Linked DNA regions of Homo sapiens: region 2 is linked to region 1. A link is a loop called in an ENCODE intact Hi-C map of the cell type or tissue named here. Cell type or tissue: GM12878. All regions are shown on one strand. Each heading gives the region's core, and the rest is flanking DNA. Links, peaks and the distances in the headings are about the cores only. Region 1 overlaps LOC124908060 (a long non-coding RNA gene). Region 2 overlaps LOC105373696 (a long non-coding RNA gene).

What was found. Hi-C counts contacts between places; a loop is a spot of excess contacts. Peaks named below come from ENCODE experiments on the same cell type or tissue, not always from the same donor. Only the 100,000 strongest peaks of a DNase experiment are listed, where the experiment ranks them.
Region 2: a loop joins it to region 1, with 2.3 times the contacts of the local background. A loop is called at or near these places in 1 of 110 quality-filtered maps.

Annotation. Positions count from the first base shown.
Region 1 is chr2:155,221,556-155,225,974 of GRCh38, forward strand. LOC124908060 (a long non-coding RNA gene) reads right to left here. Exons shown (of 2, transcript XR_007088685.1): 1 at 4,345-4,419; 2 at 890-2,930. Among named protein-coding and RNA genes, the nearest start is that of KCNJ3, 530 kb to the left of the region's middle. In GM12878, for the core only: a CTCF peak has its summit at 2,422 (motif pointing left); no DNase peak of the experiment used is centred there.
Region 2 is chr2:155,040,587-155,045,005 of GRCh38, forward strand. The region is part of intron 1 of LOC105373696 (a long non-coding RNA gene); the gene reads right to left. Among named protein-coding and RNA genes, the nearest start is that of KCNJ3, 340 kb to the left of the region's middle. In GM12878, for the core only: no CTCF peak of the experiment used is centred there; no DNase peak of the experiment used is centred there.

The DNA.
Region 1 (4,419 bases), core at 176-4,175:
TCATCATAGGAGAAAAGGAAAAATATTGATTATATCTACTGTTGATAGTGTGTGAGAAAATGCATATCATCACACAGTTTTGGTGAGAGTGTGAAATTGTCCATCTTTTTTGAAAGGGACTTAGGATTGTCTATGCAAATGAAAAATGCATACATTTTGCTTTGGCAGTTTAACTTCTGTGTGTGTGTATATATGTGTATAGAAAGAGATTCACAACATCATGGATTATAATGAAATATATGGAAACACAGTCTGTTCAATAAACTGTGATACATTATGATAAATAAAAACAGAGCTATAGCCACAATATTAAATGAAAAAAAGTAAGTTTCTTAATACTAGATGTAGTATGATCCATTTATGTAAGCTCACATTGAGGTGCACTGAGCCCTCGGTTTATGCCTCATAATAAATATGTCTGTAGAAAGATTATCATTCTTGCTAGTTTAGTAATATACCTGAAATATGTACTTTACTGTTGTTTCTAATGGTCACATGTAAAACTGAAGGATTTCAGACAATCCAAGAGCTTTTTTTTCAATTTATGTGCAAAGGCTACTAGAAATTACACTCACTGAAATTAATTTCTAAGATATTTTTCCACTTTGGCTCTAACAGTAAAAGTTTGTCACTAGACTTATTCTATTACTCAGTGTTTACTGACTATTATGAGCATACTAACATTATAAGCGCAGATTTTGTGCCAAACCTATGATGGACTTTCATTTGGTTGAATCACAAAATGAAACAAACACTTCTCTGATTTTAGTATGTGCTAATAAATCTCTAGATTGTTTTGCTCTCTGATCTTGTAATAAGCTGTTAATGTAGCAACCGAATATTTTGACTTTCTTCTGAGACAAAAGAGAAAACAAATAAATGACAGAAATTTTCTGCTTAACAGTGTGTTTATTGCTTTTCATTCAGTGTGTCATAAGATACATTTTCGGGAGAATGAAATTCTACAGAAATCGCTTCTCTTTATATCATATAAGTTAAAGAATTCAAAAACTGCATTAACAAGCAACAAAAATTGTAAGCCTGTTTGATACTATCATAGTTTATAAATATACACTATATCCAATAGCATATTTATTCAAATTATTGTTTTATTGGGGATTTGGGATATAGTTGGATAGCTCAGAAGAGAGTCTGGGCAATTTGTAGGCATTGGATTTGAGAAAAACCTAGTGAAAGTTATTGTTAACAGGATAGAAATTCAATAGTTCCCCCTTTTCTGGGTTTCTCTGGAAGATAAATTGACATCAGGAAACTTTGAAAACAATTTTATGTAGAATATAGCTGTCTGGTACCCCATTGTGGTGTTATAGTCTACAACGGTTTAAAACATATAGTTTAAATGAGTGACTAAATAAATGTTTTCCTAAATTAATAAATAAATAAATTGATGACCAGGAACACAGGAAAAGAAATACCTTACCTTTGAGTACATATAAATGTAATACAAGAATTACTTAGAAAAATTCATTGCATTTAATACACTAAATAGGGTATTGAACATCAGGACTTTCTTGAGTCACATTAGTCTTCTCAGATACACAGGGTAGATTTCTAAACTTCTGTTTTCCTACCATTTCAACTAAAAAGTCATCCAGGAAATCTGTAATCTGAATCTTTATGATGTGAATTATATCTAATAAAACTTTTTACAAATGTCTTGTGATATTGCCCTAATTCTGACCCTTTACATTCTGTCTTCATGATTACAATAGTTTCTGATCTCATCTTCCCACTCTATTTAAATTTTCAAGTGTATCCTTTTCCTTACTAAGTAGCATATTCATAGAAGACAATGCCTATCATGTCACACCTGTCTTTAAGATCATCTCCTACCTCCACACAGTAACATTCTTACCATGGCAAACACAACTGCCATTATGTTGACATTAACTGACCTTTTGATGGTCTTTTTTGAAAACCAAGGTCCTCATGAAACCTGCATTAAAATTACAGTAAACAAAGAATCTACCATGTCATTTTATTACTAACATTTTTCTAACCTTGTATCTTTTTCCAATAATATCCATCATTTACTCATTAATTCAACATGAATATGATAACTGCACTAGGCTAGGCACTATATTTGGTATTAAAGACATTAAATATTAGGTTAGGTCTCTACTATAAAATAAACATGATCAAATAAGAGAGAAAAACAAATAAACCAAAAACAATAATGCAATACAATGCTTCTATATTTTTTCCTTCCAAACTTAGTAAAATTTATTATGCAATAAAAACTTTCTTGAAATTTTATGTGGAAATGAAACTCTTTTCCTTTTTCTGCTATACCATGTTATTTGTCTCTATTAAGGTATCTATTTAATTCTCCTTTGCAATATACTTGGTTCATTCATTTAAGTGAATATTTCACAGTGTAGTGTTTCCTAGATGTTTCCTGTGTGCCCCCTACTGGCTCATCAATTCTTTTAGGATAAATCATATGTCTTGTTTTCATTTCATCGTGTTTAGAAAAAGTATAATATTCTATTTTCAGATTTAAAAAGTAAATAAATCATGTAAGTATACACTGGAAGATGGCGTGATTATAAGAAGACTATTAGTCATAAAAGTGTATGTCTCTAATAAGAGTTAATTTGAAGTTAAGTTGCCTTGCGACAAACGCATGCCCAGAAAAATCCAGTGCTGCCCACACATTGCTCTAAGTAAGAATGTACCTAATGCATTATGCTTAGTTTGAACTTCGCAATTTAAGGATCAAATTGAAATAAAAAAAAAGTGTGTGCAAAGATATATAAATAGAATGATAAAGCTTTGGAATATTAGGATATGGGAGAAGAGTTGGAAAGTTAGAGAAATGAAAAATGCTTACCTGTAGAAAAAGAAGCATGATGGGAAGGGAATGGATTGCCATCTTTAAATTTCATATATCTCTCCAGACAGCAAATCTACAATGAATGCAAAATACATAATGAAAAGGTAGTCAGATTTTTATTTTAATCTGCTGAGTGTCATGTAGAGGCTAAACACTGAATTGGAATACCTTAATTGCAATATTGAAGTAGAAGTAGGATATTGAACTAGATTATTTCTAAGACACTTTTCAAGTCATGAGTCTAAGATAATTTAAATATTTAGCTACAGCTCAATTTTCCATTGTCCTTTTATTTTAGGATTTCATTGTTTTTATTTTAGCTAGAAAGAATGGTAAATATATTTTTGTGTTAAATAGTTGTTTTAAGTAGTGTTTTCAAATGTACATTAATGGAGCATAGATTTTTCAGAGGTAAAAAAGTTTTCTAATAAATTAATGAGTCACTAAAATGTATGAATGCCTACAAGGTGTTCATCAATTATATAATCAATCATAATCGAAGGTGCACTTTGGTTTCACATATAAGTTTCCTTCCTAATATAAGCATTGGTCTAATTGTGGAGATGGGATATATTTAACATAGCTAAATAATAAATCTATGCACAATAGCAAATACTTCACATGTTTGATTTTTTGCCATTTTCCCACTTTTAACAACAACATTTATCATATTTATATAATATCAAGAAAAGTACTATTTTAAAAACAGGATTACAAAACTCTACAAAATTTATTTTTGTATATGATGTGACATTAATATATTTGGTGGAGAGAATGAATAGGAAGACTTAGAGGAAAGAAAAAACACAAGTAACGAGAGAAGCAACATGATAAAGACATCTGTAAAGGAACAGTCAATGACACGTGTTCCAAAAATCAATAGAAGAAGCAGTCCATTGAGTGACTCCAATAATTACCTTGGGCAACATAACCATGTTCAATCTGAATTTTCTTATCTTTGTAGGCAAGACATTGGCACAGATTATCCGAAATGTCCCTTTGAACCCTAAACATATAATTCTACAAAATTATCTCTGCTTTCACCATCAAGTAAAATACATTTTAAATGCTTTGCAAAGAAGGCAGGCTTTCCTCTTATGAAAGGAAAAATACATCACTGTTATAGCTTTGGGGATATCTTGTCAACTTTGTTTTCCAGTTTTGAGATTTTTTTCATAATAGCTTCTCCTTTATTTTAACAGTTATTAACGTTTCTGCCCTAAAAATCCGGGTGTTTCTAGAAAGCTAATCATTATCAGACCTTCCTTTGTTGCTTGTTTTTTATTTTTTTATTTTAAGTTCCAGGATACATGTGCAGAAAGTGTAGTTTTGTTACATAGGTATACATGTGCCACGGTGGTTCGCTACACCTATCAACCTGTCATCTAGGTTTTAAACCCCACATACATTAGGTATTTGTCCTAATGCTCTCCCGTCCCTTGCCTCCCACCCCCTCAGACAGGCCCTGGTGTGTGATGTTCCCCTACCTGTGTCCATGTGTTCTCATTGTTCAACTCCCACTTATGAGTGAGAACACGCGGTGTTTGGTTTTCTATTCCTGT
Region 2 (4,419 bases), core at 74-4,073, 180 kb before region 1:
TCTATATGAAATTCACATGATAAACCGTTTTTATCCTCATTTATGCACTTTTTGAAACGTTTAAATATAATTCAACCAAAACGTTATGATATATTGCATAATTTCTATGTAGTATACTGTTATAATATCTCAAGATTCATTAGGAAATGGAACTTATAACTCATATGTTTCATAACTTCTCCTCTAGTAACAGAACAGATTACATATACAATATCTGTTATTACTTCAATTGTATAAAATCCAATATTCATATTAGTACTTCTAATGAGTTAGTTTTGTAAAAATAATATAAGGATTAAATACTATATATTACTTTAGTATTATACATATTATTAATATATATAAACATATTACTTCTTGAGTGTATTTCCTACAGATTAATTGTTGTTTATTGTGATTGCTCTGTGCTTTTCATATTCATGAATCTTAGAAATTAGAACTTGGGAAAAAGTAATATTTGCCACAAAAAAACATCTTTTTTATTATTTTATTATTTTATTTTTTTATTTTTGAGATGGAGTCTCGCTTTGTCACCCAGGCTGGAGTGCAGTGGCACAATCTCGGCTCACTGCAAGCTCTGCCTCCCAGGTTCACACCATTCTCCTGCCACAGCCTCCCGAGTAGCTGGGACTACAGGCGCCCACCACCGCGCCCTGCTAATTTCTTGTATATTTAGGAGAGACGGGGTTTCACCATGTTAGCCAGGATGGTCTCGATCTCCTGACCTTGTGATCCACCCGCCTTGGCCTCCCAAAGTGCTGGGATTATAGGCATGAGCCACTGCGCCAGACCAAATAACATATTATTTTCTTTATAAAAATGGTGATACCTTAGAGGCATCAACTACATATTCTATAAGAAATTGACATTAAATAATTGACTAAGGAAACATAAGAAATTTATAGGAATAATTACCAGTTACAAATTAATAACATAAAAAGCTCACCAAACACCAACTTTACATATTCATTTGTCCATCTACATATAGGATAAAGGCATTTATGTCCTGTAAACATAAAGCAACATTATGAAATAATGCATTATTTAGGGCATACTTTGTAAAAAGAACGACTGGTCTCAGGAAAAAGAAGTTTTAACATTTGAAGTTGCCTAAACAGTGTTATTACATGTTCTTTTTCTTTTCATATTTACCTGGCAATTGCTTTAAAATATTTTGATATGTTCACTTTATTAACATATTTCAACTGGAAGAGTTTTTAATTATTAAAATTTATTTCCCTGACTATATTTTTTCTTATTTCACACTGTTCTTTTAAATCTTACAAAATACTCCAAATATCTTTTTAAAAAATATATAAATATCAGAATCTACATTTAGAGTCTCTTTTTTCTTTGTAAGCATACATATATATTCACACAAACACATAAAATTAAATACATATGACAAAATTAAAGACATTCTTTCAGTGTATACTCTTTGCATTTGACAACAAATTATTTTTTTGTGTCTGACTAAAGTTTATATTGAAGAAAAATGAGAATTTGAAAGAAGGCACCAAGACAAATTGAATGTGTATTTAATGTTCTTTTGTATTTTATATTTAAATTTAATGTAATTAAAAAATTAAACCAATCACATTTAACATCATTTTTGGATAAAGCATTTTTGGTGAATGGAACTCTAGGGAGCGACATTCACCTTAAATGTACTTCTAAGTTTGACACCAAGCACACTATTTTGTCCTTCCCAAACAGATTCATGCATTTATAACTTCATTTATCATTGTTTTCATTGACTCTTATTAAAGTGTATTTTGCTAAGCCTTCATATTTTGAAGTTTCATTCTACCAAGTGAAATTGAATTGCAAATATGAAATTTTGTTGTGTATGTTATTTTTAAGAAAAATTATCCCTTAAACTGACCTTCTACTTGAGTTCATTTTGTTCAATCTAATTAGTCTCAATGAGATTTTGCCATTTATTATAAGCTAGAATGAGTCTTTTCCAGAGGGTGATATTATATAGTTTATGACAATGGAACTAACTATGGAACTAATTAACCATACCCACTGTCCTTTCTTAGAATTCCTATGATAGAGTGCTTATCTGTTTTTGCAGTACCACTTTATCTCACTATCTAAAAACTAAGTTGTCTCTTAGTTGTCCAGCTATCTTTCACAGCATCTCTGCAAAGATTATTCATCAAATACTTTAAAATAGAAGTTTCTATTTTAATTTGATTAGGTTTTTCCTGAATGACTAAGGATGATTTCAATATCCATGAATGTAAAACTGGTTGTAATGCCCCTTGATTCTGTCTATCTTGGAAGACAAAATGTCCAGCCTGTGACTTGTATAGAATAACTTTTCTGTTGTTATACTCTGAGGTTACCAAGTCACCTGAATATGAGTTTTTTAGTCACTGGATGAAAATTAACATGAGAACCACCAGAACTTTTGAAACACAACTACAAGTGAATTTTATAATGTTTTAGGTTTAAATATCATTAACTCAAGGACAATTTTAAGAAATTTTTCCATGTATGCAGCTGAGTCATGTAAACAAGTAGAGCTTACGAACACGAAAAATTCTCCTCCTACTGTTCACACTTTATAGGCAACATTAATTTTATAGGTCATTTCTCCTGCCCAGGATGCCAGACATAGAAAGGAAATTGACTGAAAATCTCACCAAAACTGAATATAATAAAATAGTCAATAAACTATCAAGAAAATAGCACCTTCAGCAAAAATACATCAGGAACACACCTTGAAGTTAACAAGTATTACCTGTTGCAGCGAGGGACAATATATAACATGGGGAAGATGCGTTTCTCAGTAAAAGTTATTAGAGTAAAACTTCCATAGTATTTGCACTTTGGTTAGGTAATTTATGAGAGTGCCTAAGGAAGCAGGGATTTGCTCTAAATTCAATGCTGGCATTAATTAGGGGCAATTCTATCATTCAGTATCTCAATGAATCTTACCTATAAGGAAGAAAGCCTGGAATGAAGATTAAACTGTATTTGTTGCAGAATTCACAATCACTCATTTTAGCCAAGAGAGGAGACTTTTTGAAATAGCTTTGTTTTTTTCTCTATTTATAAAAGTTTCAGAATATCCTTATCCAATCTTAGTATTCTGCAAGATGGTTTATGTCCAACTGGGGAACAAAATGGTCAGCTTGTAATGAGTAATACTGACATTTAGGTGGAAGCATCAGATCAGTTTCAGATAACAGAGGCTACTGTTATCTTTCTTATTAAGAGTAAGTCTTCAATTTCTTAAGACTATGCTGTGAGAACAACTAAGAAGGGTCGTGTCACCTGCCTCCACAAGTTGTCACTGTGGTTGCTGTCAGCCAGACTCAAGTCACAGCAACAGGCGATGTTATCACTTGGATTTCCATCACTTTATTTATTGCAGTGGGTTATTGTTTGTTTTCTCTTCATTGGCAATTATTTTTCCTTTAGAAGAGTAATTTTGCACCTTCCCACTTTACATGGAATACACTTTGAATGTTAAATACTTAGAAAATATAAGGAATGAGTAATAAAAACCACTTCTAATTCCACCATGTAGATTTGTTAATATTTTGACTTGCATGTTCCCAGTGCCCATGCATACATACACACACACCCCTCCATGCATTTATATACCTCTATAGGTAAAAAATTTGACCAAATAAATGCTCTTATATACCTCAAAAAGGTCTAACAACTGAAATTGTGAAATATTTGACTAGTGACTAAAAAATTAGTGGTGCCCCAACTGCAGAAATTTTAAGCTTGGTTTGAAAAGGGATGCTGTAGAAAAATAATTCCTGCTCATGATGGGCTTGTAGACTGGTTTCATTCTTCCATGTATGTGAGAGTATGACTGTATACAAATTTTCATCAATGTATAACCTATAAAGGTGAAAGCACGTTAACCAAGTAAACACACCCATATAATTACCATTTAAATAAAGACATAATGCAGTATGAGCCCCAGGAGTACTCTTTTCTTAAATTTTTAAATTTTAAATTTTACATTTTTGTGGGTACACAGTAGGTGTATATATTAATGGGGTACATGAGATACTTTGATACAGGCATGCAATGCATAATAATCACATCATGGTAAATGGAGTATCCATCCTCTCAAGCATTTATTATTTTTGTTAGAAATAATCCAATTATGCTCTGATTTTTGGTTCTTATGATGATGCTTTTTTGTATGTTGTATTAGTCCATTTTCACACTGCTGATGAAGACATACCCAAGACTGGGTAATTTACGAAAGAAAGAGGTTTAATCGGACTTACAGTTCCACATGGCTGGGGAGGCCTCACAATCATGGCGGAAGGCAAGTAAGTCACATTATACATGGATGGTGGCAGGCAAATAAAAGAGAGCTTGTGTAGAGAAACTCCCATTCTTAATACCATCAGATCTCATGAGACCTGTTCACTATCA